2 separate regions of the Homo sapiens genome follow, and region 1 is linked to region 2. The links are chromatin contacts, found by Hi-C or POLR2A ChIA-PET in ENCODE. All regions are on one chromosome and are shown on one strand. The core of a region is the stretch at or near the end of the contact, and the rest is flanking DNA. Distances in the headings are between cores, read along the strand shown. Region 1 overlaps CEP43 (centrosomal protein 43). Region 2 has its middle 74 kb from the start of RPS6KA2-AS1.

Region 1 (6,267 bases), core at 2,161-4,660, 210 kb after region 2:
TCAGTGGGACCTGCCCAGCTGTATGTTCTATATTCTGGAGCCTGTATATTCACCCGTGGTTTTTTCCTTAGTTAAGAAATGTTTTCCCAGCCTGCATTATGCTTACATATCTATTAATATTTCCTTTCTCCATTATCATGAGTTGTTTATACAAATGAATAGATATAAGTTGGTTAATAGGTTAACTTTCTAGTTTACAAGTAGTTTAAACAGAAGTAGAAATGAGTCGTTTCTTACAACACTTTGTGAACCCGGGGCTGGGAGTCTGAGACTCCATGGGCCGTCCTGTCTGCCCTTCTGTTTTCACTTCATGATCTGGCTTCAGGTGGCACAGTGTTAAAGTGTGTCACACCATGTCGAGTTTGATGTTAGAAACTTAACGTTCTATACCGTCATATGAAAACATAAGAAGGGATCGTTTCCAAATTATACATTTTAATGAATTTTCGTGAAATTTAACGTGGGTAAATTATGGTTTTAGAGTTAGCAATTCATAGAGTGATACTTCCTGTGAACAGAATCATACATTGGGACTATGCTCAGGTAAAGAAGTTTAATACAGTTTTTCACTAATTTGTTTCTTAGATTAAATTGGAATAATGGCTAAGATGTGTTTTATTTTAAATTTTCACTTGAAATATTTGAGAATAATCATAAAACATTGGGCTCTAAAGATTGTACTAACTTAGTAGACATGATTTTAGGCAAATCGCTTCTCAACACAGCTTTAAATATGAGTTGGTTTATGAAGTATAAAGTAATACTTTACAGCAACAGTTTTTTTAATTTTTAGTTTTTTATTTCTTATTTCCATAGGTTTTGGGGGAACAGGTGGTGTTTGGTTGCATGAATGAGTTCTTTAGTGGTGATTTGTGAGATTTTGGTGCACCCATCACCCTAGCAGTACACACCGGGCCCAATTTGAGCCTTTTATCCCTCACCCTCCTCTCATTCTTTCTCTGGAGTCCCCAAAGTCCATTGTATCATTCTTATGCCATTGCATCCTCATAACTTAGCTCCTGCTTATTAATGGGAAGATGTGATGTTTGGTTTTCCATTCCTGAGTTACTTCACTTAGAATAATGGTCTCCAGTTCCATCCAGGTTGCTGCAAATTCCATTATTTTGTTACTTTTTTTTTTTGAGTCGGAGTCTCGCTCTGTCACCCAAGCTGGAGTGCAGTGGTGCAATTTCGGCTCACTCCAACCTCTGCCTCCTGGGTTCAAGCGATTCTCCCGCCTCAGCCTCCCAAGTAGCTGGGACTACAGGCACCCGCTATATTGTCTGGCTAATTTTTGTATTTTTGTAGAGACAGGGTTTCACCATGTTGGCCAGGCTGGTCTTGAACTCCTGACCTCAGGTGATCCGCCTGCCTCAGCTTCCCAAAGGGTTGGGATTGCAGGCATGAGCCACTGCGCCTGGCCTATTTGTTCCTTTTTATGGCTGAGTAGTATTCCATGGTATGTATATACCACAATGTCTTTATCCAGTTGTTGATTGATGGGCATTTGGGCTGGGTTTCATGTTTTTGCAATTCGGAATTGTGCTGCTGTAAACATGCGTGTGCAAGTATCTTTTTCATATAATGACTTCTTTTCCTCTGGGTAGATACCCAGTAGTGGGATTGGTGGATCAAACAGTAGTTCTACTTTTAGTTCTTTAAGGAATCTCCACGCTGTTTTCCATAGTGGTTGTACTAGTTTACATTCCCACCAACAGTGTAAAAGTGTTCCCTTTTCACCACATCTTCACTGACATTTATATTATTTTTTGATTTTTTGATTATGGCCATTCTTGCAGGAGTAAGGTGGTATCTCATTGTGGCTTTGATTTTTTAAAATAACTTAAGACTACTCACATTCTGACACTTAATTATTTTCTTTCTTTTGAACAACAAAGCTTGATGACCTCACACAAGATCTGACTGTATCCCAGCTCAGTGATGTTGCGGATTATCTGGAAGATGTTGCATAGACACGAAGAAGGAAGTATTCTAATTAACAAGGACAGAGGACTGACCGGTTCCATTTTTTTTTTTTCCAGACAATCACTCAGCTGGAATGTCTGCTCTCTATTGGTGCCTTGCATTTCAAAAACACTGCAGATATTTTTTAAAAGTAATTTTCATTTTACTAAACAAAATACTTCCTATTTGAGCCCATGTGTGGAAGATTTAATATTCTTAATTTAACTGTACATTTCTTTATGGAAATTGATTATCTACACTCAGTTTCATTACAGGGAAGGAACCCATGAAAACATCAGTGTTAAGAGCATGATGAAAGGTGTCAATAAAGCCGTAGGATCGCGCAACCCTTTGTGTGTGTGGCTGCTGGTACGTGTGATCTTTGAAAACCTTGGCTTTAGCCCTCTGGAATCAGAGCTTACCCACCATAGTATATTTTGATATTAGGTGGTTCTACACATAGTTGGCAAAATGACTTGGTAAATTTGTAATGCTGAAGTATATTAGTATAAGTTAAATTTGATGTGTCAACTTTATTTTGTATTTCCTTCCATTTGGAAGGTTTGTTAGACCATTAAGGTTATATTAAAGTACTCTTGTGTGTGCTATTTAGTTTTGCTTGTTTTAAAGAAATCTAGAAGTGGTTATGAGTTTTAATTCATAGAATTGTCAATAACATAACATTTGCAATCGTCATTCCTCCTGTTATCCATGTAAGCAGCTTTAGTCGTAGGTTCTCTTCATTATAATTTATTATCTGTAAAGATTCCTTGAAACTTAAATGCATCTGAAACCATTAAGCAGTGCTTTTATTTCAGATCTGTAAGTTAATTGTATTAAAATCCAAATTGGAATGAAATAGTAGTAATGGCCTAAGACCATGTTCAGTTTGACAAGCTTTATATACTGTACATAATTTCATTGTAACCCTTAAAAATAGAGCCAATAATAGAATTTCCACAGTCTCATTTATACGGTTAAAGCATTATTGCTATTATGTAGGTCACGGATGTTTATAATACTAAAGTATTTTAAAATGTGCAAGTAGAAAAAACAGTAGAAAGTGATGCATGCATATTTATATATAAGTAAAGCAGGATTGTGCTGTTTTTGCACTTTATAATTTCAATTAAGTTGCGGCTTTTTACTACAAGTTAACTTTATTAGTAAAAGGAGCAAATTAGACCTAATTCATTGATCTCGGTTAAGTGAGCAGACTGCATGACTTGTGTAATGCCAGTTTCTCATTTCATATTAGCCTAAATATTACAGAAATTACTCCTTGGGCTCTAAAATGTAGAGGAAATGAAAATGTAAGGATTAAGGCTGTGTAACAGAATCTGGCTTTTTAAAATTTAAGTGAAACTAAGCTGTAAACATCAAGAGGAAGTAGGACATAAACTGGGCCGGTACAGCCTGGGAGCCCTGTGTATTTCTGCCCTCCGTCTGTGAGCTGCTATCTCAGTCTCCTTCAGCTCTTCATGTCTTAGTAAACAGCACCACGTGCAGATGTAATCTTGTTGCAGTCCCCCAGTGTGGTTGTTATAAAATGCATTTCTTTGTAAGTCATCTCTGTAAACAGTCACTTTCTAAAAGCACTATAGTTCTGGTCCCCTGGAATCTGGATCACATGTATGATTTATTTTTAATATTTGATAGGAACTAGGTTTCAGTGAAATGATTTGAAAGCATAGCAGGATGTGGCTTTTTAAATTTATGAAACTTTCGAACAGTAGCAACTGAAATTTGTCACTTTTCTGTTACGCAGAGAATCAGACCTTTTGATAATATTTGGGAGGGTAAAAGAAATATGCCAAATATGAAACTTTTTTGTCAGCACTACATACATCTTTTTTTTGCGGGGGGCGGGGGGGACAGAGTCTCACTGTGTCACTCAGACTGGAGTACAGTGATGCGATCTCGGCTCACTGCAACCTCCGCCTCCTGGGTTCAAGCGATTCTCCTGCTTCAGCCTCCTGAGTAGCTGGGATTACAGGTGCACACCACCACGCCCGGCTAATTTTTGTATTTTTAGTAGAGATGGGGTTTCACCATGTTGGTCAGGCTGGTCTTGAACTCCTGACCTCGTTCCTGCCTTAGCCTCCTAAAGTGCCGGGATTACAGGCGTGAACCACCGCACCTGGCCAGTACTACATCCATTTTATTGAATGATTTTGAATGACTTAAAGTTCAACTATGAAAAAGCTTTCTTTTCACATGTACTTTTTGATTAGGTATTATCAACTTATGAAACTTGAAGATGTGAAGTGACAGGTTTTGCATGTGATGAGTGTTTTCTGTTAAAAAATAAATATTGAAATATTAACCCATTAAATACATTTTTATGGTAACCTATGTTTTACAGTGGAGTTTTAAAAATGCTAGGTCTTTCTTTCATTTTATTGATAACTACAAATGAATAAAAAGCATTTATTCTCTTTGTTGATATTCGGTTGTGCTTTTATACTTTATGTTGGATAACAACCTGTGGGCAGTTGTGTAGATGCCATTAGTCCCTGCCTCATGCTTGCCCACAGCTCTTCCTCCCCTCCTTACTTCCCTCTCCTGCCCATGCACCAGAGCTGTGCCAGCCCACTGCTGCACAGCCTCTGCACCTGAGCTTGCCAAAGCCCTTCCTGTCTCAAGGTGTGATATTTGCCCCTCCTTGTCTGGAATGTCCTTCCCCTAGAACTGCATGAAGCTGGTTTATTTCAGTCTCATGTTCAAAGACGCTTCCAGACCTAAGGGAGATGTCCATTCTCCTCCCTGTCCCTGCCCCACCACTTGCATTTACCCCTTTTATTTTATTCATCTCAGCATACTCTGAAATGGTCTTGCTTATTTTGTGTGTGTGTGTGTGTGTGTGTGTTTAACTATGAGCTCGTGAGAACAGGGATTTTCTTTTAAACTGCTGTGTACCTGGCACAACATTTGTCCCCTAGTATGAGCTTGGCATCTTTGGGGCTGTAAACAGGCTTGAGCACTGACATGGGGCCTGGAGAATGTGGTTTCTGGCTAGGCAGCTGGAACAATCTACAAAATCTGAGGGGAAAGCTGTCCTTACCCTAAACCTGGGGAGGTCCCTAGGTTCAAGTCTGCAGGAAGGGGATCTGGTTCAGGAGAAGGCCGTCCTGTGAATTTGCCCCACCCACCAAGCTCAGCTGGAGCAGGGCCTCTGAAGGAGGTGCCCTCTGTGTGGCTCTGCTGTGGTGTTGGTTCATGAAGGACATGGGAGGGGGGCAGGACAGGAGAGGCAGCTCTTCCTGGAGAAAAACACACCCAGCCCAAGTTGGAGCCCTCCTGTGGCATTGGGTGGGGAGGATTCCCGCCATCAGTTCTCTGTCCATGGGTGCTAGTCTCACCCCTGCCCTCCGAGCAGTCCGTGCTCCCAGTGTCCCTGTCCTCTTTTTTTTTTTTTTTTTTTTTTGAGGTGGAGTTTTGTTCTTGTTGCCCAGGCTGGAGTGCCATGGGGCGACCTCGGCTCACTGCAACCCCTGCCTTCTGGGTTCAAGTGATTCTCCTGCCTCAGCCTCCCAAGTAGCTGAGATTACAGGTGCCTGCCACCATGCCCAGCTAATTTTTATAATTTTTTTGTAGAGACGGGATTTCACCATGTTGGCCAGGCTGGTCTCAAACTCCTGACCTCAGGTGATCCACCCGCCTCAGCCTCCCAAAGTGCTGGGAATACAGGTGTGAGTCACGGTGCCCGGCCTAGTCTTCCTGCTCTAGGAAGGGACGTGTTTGGGGAGGAAATCCAGGGCAGCTACCTTTGTGAGTTGTCCTAATGCTGCGTTCAGAGTTCCACACGTTCAACAAGCATCTGACATTTAAGGAAAGTGAATGTATGTCATGAAAGACAGATGAACAAAGAACTGATCTTGAAGAAAATGTAATCAGGAAACGAGATAATTCAAGAACAAAAACCTGTGAAGGACTGAATGTGTCCCCCAAAATGTGTATGTCGAAACCTAATCCCACATAGGATGGAATTAGGTAGGGCCTCTGGAAGTTGATGAGATCATTAGCGCCCTTATAGGAGGCCCGGGAGAGCTGCTTTGCCCCTTCCAGCGTGTGAGGACACAGTGAGGAGGTGTTGCCTATGAGGAAACAGGCCCTCCCAGATGGTGAACCTGCCGGTACCTTGATCTTGGACTTAAGCCATCTGAGCTGTGAGCCCTACACTTCCATTCTTTATAAATTATCCAGTCCAAGGTACTTTAGGAACCTGAATGGATTAAGACAAACCTGATTATGCCACTCCGAGATTTGAGGTAACATTTGAATCTAAAAGAGGCTATATGA
Region 2 (6,752 bases), core at 3,125-5,624:
AAAGATACGTTTCCCATTGCCACACCTTAGCTGTTTTTAAAATGTTCTCTTCTCTCACACACAATCAATTGAAAGAGCCCTTTCCTTTTTCCTAGGACGTCCTGAGCACTTTGCTCACACTGTAGGACTCAAAAAGTCTGGGCCATGTCCTGGGATGACCTAAATCAGATTCAAGTCATCCACAGCGCTGCTTGGTATGTGTGCAATTCAAGGGAGAATCTCCCACACACCTCCTTGCAGACAACTCTGAGATTTGGCTCTTACAAAAGATTAGTTGGGTAAATCACTGTTACAAAAGATTGCCAGAAAGATGCGCTTTTCTACGGATTATAAAATTGTCCCCTGAATTAAGCTAGGCTTACCATAGCTAGGGTACCACGTTGCCTCACATCCCATAAAACTGTCTTCATTGACCTCGATTTTGCCATTATACTCTCTGTTTACATTTATGGACCCTATAAGAGGGACATATATGAAATTCAGTACTAGATTTAGTATAGGGCTTGGTCTACTGGATTATTGAGGGTACTCTTCATGGGAAGATACAGGAATAATTAACCTCAGACCATAGTTCTCAGAAAGGCTATATTTCTTGTGTTTTAATGTGCAGATGCTATGAATTATATAACTGATTATGTTTCTCATTTTACTGAAGCCTCTAGAAAGGTCAGGGTTGAATTCCAAGCCTACCTTTAACATAGAAGCAGAGAGTAGAATTGTGGTTAGTAAGGGTAGGGAGGTGGGGGTATGGGGAGACCTTGGTCAAAGAGCACAAAGTGTTAGTTATGTAGGATGATAAGTTGTAAAGGTTGTTAAAGTTGTCAGAATAAAAATGGAGTCACTAAAGTTAAGAAAACCTTGACAAATAGAGCTGGGGAAGGCCAAGAAGAAAAGGTTCTCAGGCTTGTACACCTGATAATGAAAAAGACTTTACAAAAACCACAACCTTGCACAAAGGCCATCACAACCTTATACAAAAAAAAAAAAAAAAAAAAAAAAAAAAAAATGCTTCTGGAAGGACACCTGCCCCGAAACTGCCTGTCCAACCTCGGACTGTAGGAACAAAACGTGATGTGTATATATCTACAATGGAACACCGTTCAGCCTTGTTATTGATCTTGTGGCCAAGAATAATTATTGCAAAACAATTATGTAATCCTCCTCATTTTTTTCTTTAAACACCTCTGTCTTTATCTCCTGAATATATACATAGTTTACTATGGCACATGTATTCCCATTGCAATGCTCTACTCGCAAATAAACATTTTCTTTTAGAGAGCCACTGTCTGTTATTAAGGTTGGCAACATCTAACACACAGCATGGAGAACACGGTTATTAACATTCTGTTGCGTACTGAAAATTTGCTGAGAGTCCATCTCAAGTGTTCCCACCACCAAAAACAAGGTAACTGTGTGAAGAGATGGGAAGTGAATTAGACTGTCTGTTGTAATCAGAATACGATGTGTATGGACATCAAAACCTCACACTGCGTATCTTAAATATAACAATTTCAACACAAAATGTGAAAGCAAACTGTAAGGATAGGCTGGTGCACTTTGATCTCTTGTTTTATGCTCTGCCTTCATTGTTCTGTACCCTTAATCGGGTTTTTAGTTTCAGTCTATTGTGTGAGAAGCATTTTAAATTAATAAGGTGCCTCAACTTCCTCTTGGAATGTAGATTGGGTGTAAACATACATCTGTAAATACACATATATTCTGTTAGAAGAGATGGCAATCAGCTGCAGGTACCTGACAGAATTTGCTACATCAAACCACAGAAACATGCTGGAGGAAAAAGTAAGTACAAACCCATGGATGAGATCTCATGATGGAGACAATTACACCTCAGGGTCAGCATGGGGCATGGGCATCCCACCTGTTCCCTCCCAGCTTCAGCACAGTGCTGTGGCCTCAGGGAGTCCTCTGATGGCCACAAAGTGAGCACAGAATCAGAGCCCAGTGGTCAGAATGGCCCGGAAGGTGAACCTGTCACCTGCAGAGCCTCTTCTGAAAGACCTGCCCTCCTTTCCCCTTCCTCCCCAACTCCACACCCGCCACCTTCCTGTGGGGACAGAATTCAGGCAAGACTGCCACGCCAGTCCCCAGTGCTAAATGACAAACCACGTTGGGCTCATGCCGTATCTGCCCTTTCCTTCACCCTTCCTTCCAGAATTCTTTTGCTCTTAATATTTCTAGGGTAGAAGTAGAGCAAGTACTTTATCTATGGGAATAAATTTATCACATAAAAATCTAACAGAGCTTGAGATATAAATGTATTCAGTGTGCCTTAAAAGTGGTATCACTGACTCATCAAATTGTCTTGTGAAAACTGGATATCAAGATGCAAAAGAATACAGTTGGACATACTCTATATCATACACAAAAATTGACTAAAGATAGATGAAAGACCTAAATGTAAGACCTACAACTATAACACTCTTAGAAGAAAAGATGAGAAAAGCTTTATCACATCAGATCGGGTAATGATTTCTTGGATATGACGTCAAAGGCACAGGCAACAACAACAAAAAATAGATAAATCAGACGTCATCAAAATGTAAAACTTTTGTACATCAAAAGACACAATTAACAAGATGAAACAACAACCCACAGAATGGGAGAAAATATTTGCAAATCATATATCAGATAAGGGGTTAATATCTGGAATGTATAAAAACCTCCTACAACTTAATAACCTCAATAACAATAAAAAACCAAATAACCCAATTAAAAAATAGCAAACGACTTGAACAAACATTTCTCCACAGAAGACTACAGGTGACCAATAAGCACACGGAGAAACGCTCAACATCACGAATCATGAGAGAAATGCAAATTAAAGCCACAGTAAGGCACCACTTCACTCCCATTGGTATAGCTGCTATCAACGAAGCAGAAAATAGCAAATGGCAAGGATGTGGAGAAACTGAAACCTTTGTGGCACTACTGGTGGAAATGTAAAATAGTATAGCTGCTGTGGAAAACAGGACGGTGGTTCCTCAAAAACATTTAAAAATGAATTATCGGCCGGGCGCGGTGGCTCACGCCTGTAATCCCAGCACTTTAGGAGGCTGAGGCGGGTGGATCAGGAAGTCAGGAGATGGAGACCATCCTGGCTAACACAGAGAAACCCCGTCTCTACTAAATATACAAAAAATTAGCCGGGTATGGTGGCGGGCGCCCGTAGTCCCAGCTACTCCAGAGGCTAAGGAAGGAGAATGGCGTGAACCTGGAGGCGGAGCTTGCAGTGAGCCAAGATCGCGCCACTGCACTCCAGCCTGGGCAACAGAGCGAGACTCTGTCTCAAAAAAAAAAAAAAAAAAAAAAAAAAAAATTATTATATGGTCCATCAATTCCCCTGCTAGATTGAAAAGCAGAGACTTAAACAGGTATTTGTCTACCCATGTTCACAGCAGCTTGACTCACAGTACTCTGAAGATGGAAGCAACCCAATGGTCCATCAGCAGACGAGTGGAAGAACAAAATGTGATGTGTATATACCTACAATGGAACACCGTTCAGCCTTAAGAAGAAAAGGAATTTGTCTGGGTGCAGTGGCTCATGCCTGTAATCCCAGAACTTTGGGAGGCAGAAGCAGGTGGATCACCTGAGGTCCAGAGTTCAAGACTAGCCTGGCTAACATGGTGAAACCTCATCTCTACTTTTAGTATTTTTAATTTTTAATACAAAAACTATCTGGGCGTAGTGGTGGGCGCCTGTAATCCCAGCTACTCCAGAGGTCAAGGGAGGAGAATCGCTTGAACCTGGGAGGCGGAGATTGCATGAGCCGAGATCGCACCATTGCACTCCAGCCTGGGCAACAAAAGCAAAACTCCATTTCAAAAAAAAAAAAAAAAGAAAGAAAGAAAGAAAGAAAGAAAAGAAAAGGAATTTTCACACATGCTACAACATGGAGCCCATAACCTTGAGGACATTACGCTAAGTGAATATACCAGTTGCAAAAAGACAAATGCTGTGTGATTCTGCTTACATGAGGTGCCTAGAGTGTCAAAATTATAGAGACAGAAAGTAGAACAGTTGCTGTCTCATTGGGGAAGTGGCTGAGGGAAGTGGAGAACAGAGAGTTGGTTAGTTTTTAACAGGCAGAGAGTTTCAGTGTTGCAAAATGAGAAGTATTCTGGAGGTGGATGGTGGTGATGGTTGTACAATGATGTGAAAGCCCTGAATACCTCTGACATACTTAGAAACCGTTAAGATGGTACATTTTATATTTTTATAATTTCTTTTTAAAAAAAGCTCATCGCTGATACAAAGTATAAAACATCTCTCCCAATACATGCACAAGAAATGACACATGCAGAGTTCATGGACAATTTCCTACGAGGCAAGGGAAGTAAGGCCTGCCCTCTAAATCTGCCTTAGCGTGTGAGCCCACAGCTTTCTGCTGTGGGTTCTGACATTTCTCATCACACCAAGCGTCAGTCCTCTCAGACCCAGATCTGAAAGCGGGGGCTGAAACCTGTGTTACTGCCTTAGCTGTCATCTCCATGGCTGTGTGGGATCCCAGAGCCACAGCCTTCCGTCCTGGCACTGTGTTGATTTTTAAGGCCTTTTCTTTGAGATTTGGGACATTATTGTTTCCTCTTTCCCAGCTCCCCCCTATCAAGCTAGAGCCCTGACCATTAGGCACTCTGGCCAGACCCAGGCTCTCCCTTGGGCTGGGTCACACGCTGTGGTTGGGGAGTTTCTTCTGCAACGAAGGCCTCCCTGGACCCCTGACTCACCACGCATGTGGCCAACCACACCTCTGAGGGCCTGGAGCCCAGACCCTCCAGTGGCAGGGGGTATTGGGTCCATCCACGGAGAGAACCCCTGATGGAAGAGGCGCCTCCCTCCTGGGCCATCCACACTGACAATGCAGCTGCTCCCTGCCCCCACCTCCTCCTCCACTCTCCGCAGGTGTTGGTCCTGCGCACCTCACTAAACTTGCTCAGAGGCAGGTTCCTCAGAGGCTGCTCCACGCATCCAGGACCGGAGGCCTCACCAGGGATCCCTTCTCAGATCCTTACCCTCCCTGCCATCTCTCTTCTGCTCAGGTCCACAGTGGGTCCGTGGCCATGATGACTATGGAGCTTCTCTACTTCAACTTGAATTTGCCCTTCCTTCAACCACTCTGTGTATTTCTACACCAGCATGACACCTTCCCCCCTGCCCCTGCCAGACAGAAAGCTTCAGCTGTAAGGGCAGTGAGGACCAAGACACTCTTGCCTTGTCCGCACCTCTTCACAGGCTCCTTCTTCCCACAGAGGAAGGCTTGGCCCCCACTGAGAGACGCTCCCTTAGGGAACAGGTGCTGTTCTATTTCCATGCCGCATTTGCCCTCACCTTCCCTGGGCCTGGGCTCGGTAGCAAAAGACCACAGAGAGAAATTCCAAAACTGAGAATAAAAACTATAACAGGAAATATTTTTAAACAAATTGTATTTTACCACATCTACATACATACACACAATAACAGAATTACATACTAGATAGATGATAGATACATAGATAGATGATAGATAGATAGATGATAGATAGTAGACACATACATAGGTAATAGATATATAGATACATATATACATAGATGATAGACAGATGATAGATGGATAGATAGATGATGGATGGATAGATAGACAGATGATAGATAATAGATGGATGGATAGATAGCTACATAGATACATACGTAGATAATAGATACACAGATATATGGATGATAGATACATATATACATACATGTATAGATGATACATGATAGATAGATAGATAGATAGATAGATAGATAGATAGATAGATAGATATAGATAATCTACAGTAGTGAGTTGGTTGCATGTTATGACCGAGGAAGAATATAAGATGCGTACCAGATTTCTGATTTGGCCTTGAAAGTGACCTGGGAGTATTTTTAATGAAGTAAACAGGAAGAAAGTGGCTGATGGTGTTGGAATTTGCCTGGCCTGGGAGGAAGAGCTGAGTTAGGATAAGAGGAGTGGGATTTGGACACATTGGCTGTGCTGAGGAAGTTGGGGGGGAAGCTCCAGGCTCTCAGCACATGTTTGGATTTACTCACAGATGCACAGATAGCAGAGGCTGAGCTGGATTTTGAATCCAGTTTGAATCTACTTCTGACAGACCCCAGAGCCCAGGCTTGGAACCCCAGGCAATACTGCCCCTGGCTACACCAAGATATTACTCTAGAGACAAAAATGCAATACACTTTTAAGTATAATAGCCAAAAATGGAAATTCTGTTGGTGTTTTCTCTATGGTAAGTCCGCTCATGTCAAGAGAAACTAACTCCATCTTGAAAATAAACTTTCTGAATCCCTCTCTTAAGAAGCATGCTGGGAGGTCGCAGTGCCCCACAGTTTAAATGTTAGGAAATGCAGGAGATCCAGAAAATTGACAGATTTATTACTAAATGTTTACTTTTGATGTTCAATGTCATTAATTTGATCTAACTGGGGAAATTGTCAGAATTAGCGAAGATCATGAATCACTGAAGTATATTTAAATGTCATTTTATTACTTCCAAGCACTCATAATTAAAGAAACTAAATGTTAGAAAAGAATTGAGCCAAGACTTTAATCACGATACCTTAAAGAGCAAATTTTAATTATAATGTTCACATTAAAATGTCTCATTGCAAATAGATCTTGCCAATATGTTTGAAAGCAGCTTGCTCTCTTATGTAAATGCAGTTTAATTTGCTTAATTAAGATGTTTAGCAACTTTTTCTTTCATAATACA

The links. A loop is a pair of places that touch in the nucleus more often than their neighbours do. ChIA-PET counts read pairs that join two places held with the same protein, here RNA polymerase II (POLR2A). Pooled maps may share reads with other maps.
Region 1: a loop to region 2 is called in a map with no recorded cell type, with 9 times the contacts of the local background. The contact joins two enhancer-like sites. A Hi-C loop is called at or near these places in 9 of 37 single-sample maps with no recorded cell type and 10 of 50 pooled maps. POLR2A ChIA-PET finds 5 or more read pairs at or near these places in 1 of 52 experiments (GM10248).

The regions. Positions count from the first base shown.
Region 1 is chr6:167,038,006-167,044,272 of GRCh38, forward strand. It overlaps CEP43 (centrosomal protein 43), which reads left to right. Exons shown (of 13, transcript NM_007045.4): 13 at 1,899-6,267. The coding sequence ends at 1,973. Among named protein-coding and RNA genes, the nearest start is that of CEP43, 42 kb to the left of the region's middle. Within about 2 kb of position 3,411, at least 6 of the 41 ENCODE cell types and tissues checked have a DNase peak (open chromatin) inside an H3K27ac peak, as active enhancers do.
Region 2 is chr6:166,826,282-166,833,033 of GRCh38, forward strand. It overlaps a transcript of RPS6KA2 not described here. Among named protein-coding and RNA genes, the nearest start is that of RPS6KA2-AS1, 74 kb to the right of the region's middle. Within about 2 kb of position 4,375, at least 2 of the 41 ENCODE cell types and tissues checked have a DNase peak (open chromatin) inside an H3K27ac peak, as active enhancers do.